Linked DNA regions of Homo sapiens: region 2 is linked to region 1. Evidence: chromatin loops called from intact Hi-C (ENCODE). Cell type or tissue: dorsolateral prefrontal cortex. All regions are shown on one strand. Each heading gives the region's core, and the rest is flanking DNA. Links, peaks and the distances in the headings are about the cores only. Region 1 overlaps KIAA1958. Region 2 overlaps KIAA1958.

The links. Hi-C counts contacts between places; a loop is a spot of excess contacts. Peaks named below come from ENCODE experiments on the same cell type or tissue, not always from the same donor. Only the 100,000 strongest peaks of a DNase experiment are listed, where the experiment ranks them.
Region 2: a loop joins it to region 1, with 2.1 times the contacts of the local background. A loop is called at or near these places in 1 of 110 quality-filtered maps.

Annotation. Positions count from the first base shown.
Region 1 is chr9:112,569,043-112,573,443 of GRCh38, reverse strand. The region is part of intron 1 of KIAA1958; the gene reads right to left. Among named protein-coding and RNA genes, the nearest start is that of HSDL2-AS1, 84 kb to the right of the region's middle. In dorsolateral prefrontal cortex, for the core only: CTCF peaks have their summits at 2,245 and 2,445; a DNase peak (open chromatin) is centred at 2,493; H3K27ac peaks cover 1,204 bases.
Region 2 is chr9:112,622,471-112,626,871 of GRCh38, reverse strand. The region is part of intron 2 of KIAA1958; the gene reads right to left. Among named protein-coding and RNA genes, the nearest start is that of INIP, 93 kb to the left of the region's middle. In dorsolateral prefrontal cortex, for the core only: no CTCF peak of the experiment used is centred there; no DNase peak of the experiment used is centred there.

The DNA.
Region 1 (4,401 bases), core at 316-4,315:
GGAGAACAGACTGGGAGGAGACCTGCTGGAGGGGAAGGCTGTAGACCAAAGAAGCAAGGATGGGGAAGCGGGAGGCCCTGCTCTAACCACTCTTAGGACCAGGCTTCCTGTCTCCTGGCTGTCTGCAATTCCTGAAATATTGCCTTTCATCCCACCATTAGAGGTTACAAAGTATGTCTGGTGTTTTCTACCATCTGAGGGTCTCATAAAGCCAAGCATAACCAACTATCAAATAGAAGCAAATCATTCCTTATTAGGCAGGAGACAAAAAGAAGCCCTTGTTAGGAGTCCCTGAGGAGTGAGGACAACATGATGGGTAGGAAAGTGAAAGGGGACATGTGGAGTCTGCAAGGGGCTGGAAAGGTTAGTAAGGCTCTGCCAAGAGGGGGGTCCTGGGAGCACTGGTCAGGGAGGCACAGGAATCTTTATGTGTGATTTTGTCGGCCCTGGCTATCTGCAGCTGTGGGTGACAAGAGGTGCCCCGCTGGTGCTCTGCAGTCAGGCACCATGGTCTAACCACAATGTCAGGTGGTTACACCAAAGTGGACAGACACCTGAGCCATTCCCTGCCCTGACTCCATGGCGCCCTGTCAGGGAGGTTAGGTAAGTTCAAATCCTTTAACATACTATTAAGGTCTCTGTTGATGTGGCCACGGCCACCTCTCAAGCCTCATTTCCTACGACCATGGCCTCTTCCCACACTTCTTGTGGTCCCCTCTTCTCTAAACCCCCTACTGGTGAGAATCTGATTCTTTGGCTTGATATGCTGCCCTTCTCTTTCCTCACCTGGCCAGCCTCTTCAAAACTGAACCTGCGGCTACTTCCTATTGGCATCTTTCCAGACCCCCTTTCTGCCTCAGAGATTTATTTAGCTTCCCTTCACCCATGCCTGTATCATCTCAAGGGATTTGCCTTTGCTGTACTGTTATCATTGATTTGCTTGTCTGTCTCTCAGACCTAATAATTTCCTGAAGGCAGAAACTATGACTTAATTATTCACTCATCAGTGAGGACCTACTTGGGGATATGGAAATTCAAAAGGCATGGTCCTGTTCTTGGGACATTATAACCTATTGTCTAGTATGCAGTCGTTGTCGAATAAATGAATGAAGAATGAATGAATGTTTACATACTGCCAGCACCATCAACACTTACAAAGTGAACGTATAAGACTCTCTCAAGTCAGACACATAAATTTTCCTCAGATCACTTTTATTGTAATCATTCAAGGGATTAGACAGTTTTCTCCCGGATAGTGTAACCCAAACCCAGCCACCCTGTATACGCAGAAGAGTGACAGATGAGCTCCCAGAGTTCATGAAGCAGCCATGTAAACGGAAAGAACATTGACTGGCGTGGGAGTCAGGAACGTGAAATCCCAAGCCTGGAACTGCTCCTGTGGTCTCAGACAAGGCACTAATTATCTCTAAGCCTACAATGCCAGGACTACGTGATCTTACATTTCCTTCATACTCTAGAAATTTAGACTTATTTATGTTCCTTTCATGTAACTTTGGTTAAAGTAGAAATGTTAAAAAAAAAAAAAAAAGACATAGATTGGTTTGTGTGTTTGTTCTGAACTTTTTTTATTTTATTTCTTTTTATTTTTTATTTTTATTTTTATTTTTTGTTTTTATTTATTTATTTATTTTTTATTTTTTAACCTAGGGGTGTCCCTAGGTTGCCCAAGCTGGTCTTGAACTGGGCTCAAGCAATTCTCCTGTCTCAGCCTCCCAAAGCTCAGGGATTACAGGCATGAGCTACTGCACCCCAGTCTGTTTTGAACTTAACATAGCTATTAATATTTAATTGGTGTGGCAGAGACTGCTATTTTGCCTACCCAGTGTCCATTCTCTCTTACTCCTCACAGAGAGTCCAAATTTGTTAAGGCAGCAATGTGCTCACTAAAATATTTTTCCCAGCTTCCCCTGGAGCAAGGGTGGCCCTATGACACAGTCATGGCCAAGGACACGTAAATGGAAGGGGTTCGCATCATAATCCTGAAAGACAAAATTCTGAACGCCATAGTTCCAAATGTTGAAATCCCGAAAGATCAAAATCCCTAAAGTCTAACATCCCCAAAATCACAATCATAGGATAGCTACATCATGTTAGGTGGAACTATTACCTTGTTATTGTCTTTATTTGGAAATTAAGTATGGTTTAAGGAAATGCATATGAGTGATAAACTGACATGGGGTGAACTTGTGGACTTAAATTCAGGTGTCAATTTGACTGGATTAAGGAAGACTTAGAAACCTAGTAAAGCATTATTTGGGGGTGTGTCTGTAAGGCTGTTTCCAGGAGAGATTAGTGTGTGAGTCTGAGTGGATTATGTGAAGATCTCGCCTGAATATTGGCGGGCACCATCTAATCAGCTGGGGCCCCAGACAGAACAAATACAGAAGGTGAATTGTTCTCTCTCTGAGAGCTAGCATAGGCTTCTTTTTCGCTGCCTTGGACATCAGAACTGGAGGCCTCCAGCCTTTGGACTCTGGGACTTACGCCAGCAGTTCCCAGGTCCCGGCCTTTCAGCCTCAGGCTGAGAGTCACATCATTAGCTTCCCTGGTTCTGAGGCCTTTGGATTTGGACTGAACCACTATACCAGCATCCCAGGGTTTCCAGCTAGCAGACAGCCTGTTGTAAGACTTCTCAGCCACATAATCGCATGAGCCAATTCCCCTAATAAATGCCCTCTCATGTATATATGCATATTCTATTAGTTCTGTCTCTCTGGAGAATCTTGACTAATACAGATTTGGTACTGGCAAAGCCAAGTATCATTCCTTCTTACTGTATTCCTTACAACACAACAGAAGAGACTACGAAATGTTCCCTTGCAAAAGGGCTGTGATAAGTTAAATATACAAGGTTACTAAATGGTGAAAGATAAAAGTTTAAAAGCTAATTATTATTGGTGCTGCACAAGCAGAAAATTGCTTAACTGCAGCAGCCAAGCAACAAGCAGACTTTCAGATGGATAGCATATACTTACAAAATCTGTAGACCACAACCACCCTCCAAATACAAGTGCAGCAAGTGTTTCAAAGATCACAGAAAACACAGGCCAAAAGTGCAAGAAATCTCCCCGGCCAAATTATTCAATCATGTAAGACTTCTGCCCCTTCACGTATAGCACCATGCTTCCATTCAAAAAACGCCCTCCAGCAGAAAATAAAAAGAATTCAACAAGCTCAGTGACCTTCTGAACCAAAGATACTTGTTGATACTGAGGTTCTTCAATGTTAAAAAACAAACAAACAACATTAAATGGTGAACTATTCTTGATTAGTTATTTGACTGTCAAAGACAGATTTCTTATATTTACCACTAAATCTAACACAGAAGAACTAGCACATGCTTCACGTTAGCTAATAAACTGCACTTTCAAAATCATTCCCACTGTTTATCAACTATATACAATTCATGTCCCTGTTAGATCTGAAAATTCTAGAACTTATCCACTCAATTATGTATTAATGACAAGAAAAAGTAAAACACTTAATAAATGCTTATTTGGGCCAGGTGCAGTGGCTCACACCTGTAATCCCAGCACTTTGAGGAGCCGAAGTGGGTGGATCACTTGAGGTCACGAATTTGAGACCAGCCTGGCCAATGTGGTGAAATCCTGTTTCTACTAAAAATACAAAAAAAATTAGTCAGGCATGGAGGCGCACACCTGTGATCCCAGCTACTCGGGAGGCTGAGGCGGGAAAATCATTTGAACCCGGGAGGCGGAGGTTGCAGTGAGCTAAGATCATGCCATTGCACACCAGCCTGGGTGACAAGAGCAAAACTTGTCTCAAAAAAAAAAAAAAAGAATTCTAAAAGGAATTTCAAAGTGTTACCAATAAAGTTTGTGTTTCCCATTCAGCCTAATGCATTTGGCAGGAAATTCAGATGAGCTGATTGGCTACAATGATATGGCAATGATACAAACTTCAGTTAAAAGCGTCATTTGCCTGCACTGGCATTCCTTTCAGCAAGATGACATTCCAGAAGCTTTTAATGAATTAAAGCCATATTGCCTGAAGAAGCCAGCAATGTACTGACTAGTTCAAAAATAATTATGTGCACAATAGGATAAGAAGACACTTAATGCAATGGTGTTGCTGTTTCATCACCAGTATTGCTTCTGCCAAATTTGTGGTCTCTGTATGAGTACATGTAGAATGAATTTCCACCTACTCACAATACAGAAGCATGGCACAGAAAACGGGGAAATTTAATAGGCAATGCTCATGTTGTTGTATATGGAATCATACAAGAATTTCAAAAAGAACAGTACCACATATAGAAGGAATGTGAACATATTCTCCAACGAGAGCCATGTCCGAAAAGACAAAAAGCAGCTATTCATCAAGATGCAACACTTCAAAATACAGTTAATGATCATGAAA
Region 2 (4,401 bases), core at 82-4,081, 54 kb before region 1:
AATGCATAGAAATCGTAATGATTTTTGGCAAGGTGTTTTTTTTTTTTTGTAACAAATGCTTTATAAAACAAAAGTTATTTCATTATAAATGCTGTTTAAAAAGTTGTAACAATCTAATGGGTTATAGATATAAAAGTTCAGTTAGATAAAGTTAATCTGAGTGGGTTAATACTAAACATGGACCTCCTACTTCATCCAATATAAATAAACAATTATAAATTAATTTCTAGTGGAAGTACACTAAGGGATTTATAAAAGAATTACAGAAAATAAATGGACATAAAAATCACTAAAACACAGTATACACAATTACTGTTAGGAATCTATATTGCTGATATCTTCCTAATTCTACTTATCACAAACAAACAATGCCAAAGCATTTTCAAAGCTCTTATTGAAATGAATGTATAAATGGTAAAAATGCTGTCTAATTCCAGTGTAATATCAAGACAAACATTAGAAGTCTAACATAATTCAACATTACAAAAAAAAGACAAATCACACTGTACCTTTTTAAAAAACATCTAAAATTTGAACTTTTTCAACTATGATCTGGTAAATATGATTTGTAAAATAAAAATTTGTGAAACGTTTAAATATTTATGCTTGAGTTCCTTTTCAGAAGAGTAAGCAAGATGAGAAATACAAATAATTTGCATTTAAGTAAGTTTGAATTTCTACATCTACTTACTGTAGGCCTCTTTCCTTAGTTACCATTTTTCCCCTTTACTATCTCTAAATAAATTTACTTCAGAAACTTCCTAATTATGTTGATAGAAATTTGATCCTTTTGACTGAGGATATGTCCCAAAACTTTAAATACGATTTGTAAAACTTGCCAGACTAAAAAATACTGTGGGTTGCATTCAGAACCAGTAGTATAGATGCTATGTAGCTCGATATCCAAGTGAATATCAAATTAAACAAAAATGTATTTTTGTTCATAATCTATAACTAGAATTGATATTCTTGAAGACTGTAGTTTCCCCTCCATAACTGAAAACTAAATATAAATTGGGTAGGCTGAGAGATGTTTGTTAGAATCAAAGAACAATTACATTTACAGATTTTCCTATCAAACTCCAAAAAGAAAAGTTGCTAAAACTAAGATGTAACACAACACAATGAAAAGTGAAATGTCACATTCAAGAACAGCCTATTGGAACTTGGCAGCTTGAATCTACTCCTAAGAGAAATTTGTGGGTTTTAAAAACAATTAAAATTTGGAAAACAAGAAGTAGAAATATAGGGTTGTTTTTCCTCTCTAAACTCTACCTGTGGACAGGAAGTCAGGGTGCCTGCCTCTAGTCCCGGCTTTAACCCTGACAAGGGAAAGCTCACACCCTAACAGGGTGTGAGCACCTGGGCATTCACCTCCTTTCTCTGGGGCTATTGCCTCTTTTGTTAAAGGGTGGATGAGGACAGAGCAGTGGCTCATGCCTGTAATTCTAGCACTTTGGGAGGCTGAGGTGGGGGGATCACTTGAGTCCAGGAGTTTGAGACCAGCCTGGGCAACACAGTGAGATCCCATGTCTACAAAAAATTTTTAAAAATTAGTCAGGCAGGATGGTATGAACCGGGAGTCCCAGCTACTTGGGAGGTTGAGTTGGGAGGATTGCTTGAGCCCAGGAGTTCAAGGCTGCAGTGCCACTGCAGTGAGTCTTGATTGTGCCACTGCACTCCAGCCTGGACAACAGAGCGAGACCCTGTCTCGAAAAACAAATAAATACATTAAAAGGTAGATTAAATGTTTCCAATTTTATTTTCCAGCTAGCACACCTGAAGGATGCATTCCAGAGGGAACAGCAGCTCAGTCAGTCTAGTGAGTCTCAAAGGAGGGGAGGGGGTAGGAAACATGAGACCTCTGGGGAATTTGTTTGAGGTTGTGTTCTCTTGGCTATTTCTATCTTCTTGCGCTCCCCACTCCCTACCTACATGAGGACGTGGTGACTCCTACTCTTCACAGCATTGAAAATCACTGGGCTAGATGATCTCTTGGGTCCTTTCCAGATCTAGCCTCTATGACTAATAATACAACAAAGACAATGGTTTACATTAACACACAGACCTAATTAATATTCTAATCAAACTGGGACTCTGACCTAATTAATACTCTGGTTCTAATTCACAAAAGTCATTGTTTACATAAGAACTCAACGTAAGTGTATTAAAATGCCATTAAAAAAAATTTTTCAAGCTTTTGCTCAGCTTTGGCAGGCCCAACTGGTCAATTTACAAACAGGCTGGACCATGAGGAATTTTAAATGTCTTCCTTTTCTGTTTAGAAAAGTAAAATTAGAGTTCTTGGTACTCCATCAATATCATCTCTTCTTTTCTGTTGTTATATCACTAGAAATACACCAACTCCCAAAAGAATGATATCTGCAATGTATTTCTTTATTCCAGTTCTATTTGATGGCAAGGATCTCTAAAATTATCCTAGCTTCATCACTTTGCTTTATGAAAGGCTATGCACTCAATATCATGTTAACCAGATCCAAGTGGGAAGGGAAAGCAATGTTTGAATACCATGCACTAAACAACGATTGAGGATGCCCTTGCCAATGTGCATTTCTTAATTGATCACTGCCTATCTGTACCATATTGTATGGTAGATGTACAGAGACATATCTTGTATAATAGAATTCTATTTGGGAAACATTTATTAAGCTGATAGAGAACTTGCTAATTCTTTCAGTACTTGTAACTATTTTTTAATGAACGCTTTAAAAGATATCTTGCTCCAAGAAATTATACATTCCCCTTGACTTTCCTCCCTAGGCTTAGGTATCTATTTCTTCTGTCATCTGGGAGAGAGTTTTTATTTACAGGTGCTTAGTATTACAGCTTTATTTTGGCTAGAGAAATAAGGATCAAAATATACCTTTCCTATAGATAAAGAAAATCAGTCAGAAGAGGGCTGATTAAGATCAGAAGTGTCTGTCTCACATTAAACTGCAGATAGTCGAACCAGAAAAAATCTGAATAGGTTCACAGTCTACCTCTAATTCATATTTAGTATCTGGTCAATGGCAATCGATACTGGCTTATAGGCAGTCCCTCTGCCTAGACCCTCCCACTTCCCTGCCTGAATTATAAAGGACTCTCTTGAAATTGGGGTTTTGGCTTTAATTGGGGTAAAAATAAATTATACACATATACACACTTGCCTCCATGACAAAGTTAGGTGTTTTTTAGAGTGACACAAACTTCTGCTCTCTGCTGGTAACCAGGGATAAACAAACTGCTTAATATCTCATCTCAAAATACTACAGTAATGACGCCTAAATAATGTTGTGCTAACATTGATCTCAATCAATGAGTTGAATTAATTTGATGATTTTAGTACACCTGGGATTTCATTTATAATTTATAACTTCAGAGGGTCTACAGAAGCACAGCAAATCACTTCTTGAACAAGTAGCTACAGCAGAAAAAGAGAGTGCTTAATGGGATCTGGATCTAATTTCAGATACGGATGCTCTTACATATTAACTGTGACATGGGCAAGCCATTTGACTTTTCTGGATTTCCTCAATTATAAAAGGGAAATAATAATACTTACCTAATGGGACTATTGTGAGAATTAAGTGAAACAACTTATAAAGCACTCAGTACAATGGCACATTGTCAGTGCTCAAGAGGTGATAGTCATTGATGACAGATCTGTACACTCTGATGCATATGTGCACCTACATGAACACAGTGGATGGTACAGAAATGCCTTCACTTTATTGATTTTAAAACAGGCTCTAAGAAAGATTCTCCAGAAAATACTCAAAGCAGAATTACGTATTCCACAGCAGACCAACATATTCAATGAATAAATAATGGATAAATTGCATGGGTACAAAGTTTGGAAAACTATGCAAAATAGTATTAGCATAGAGTTTTTTGCTGGGCTCTCAAAAATGAACTAACTTTTATTACAATGTCTTTTATAAATTCTTTGAGAGCAGGGACTATTTCATGTGTCTTTATACCCCTCCAGGTTTGGCCCCTAGCTGTTCAATAAATACTGTTGATGTGACTACAAATTCTCATCTCAATAAAGTCATTGATTTCATGGCATCTGCAAGCTAAGCCATATGATTTAGTCAAGTAAATGCTATGAAAGTTTCAGCTAATAATAATCTAACTGAAAAACCAAAGAGATCAAATGTATGCCAGAAGATTTTCAGACTACTCTTTTGTAGAACAGGCAGTGATTTAACATAGGGAAAATTTAACCATAGGGAAAAATAATTATAAATATCCTAAATTGCTGATATATATTTATAAGTCATATTCAGACCAGCCCTAATAACCATGATATCAAATGGAATCTAGAATAAGCTGTCTTGAATAAATATCCTATCTCTTAACTTTTTCAAACATTATAGTTTTTTTAAAAATAGCTAG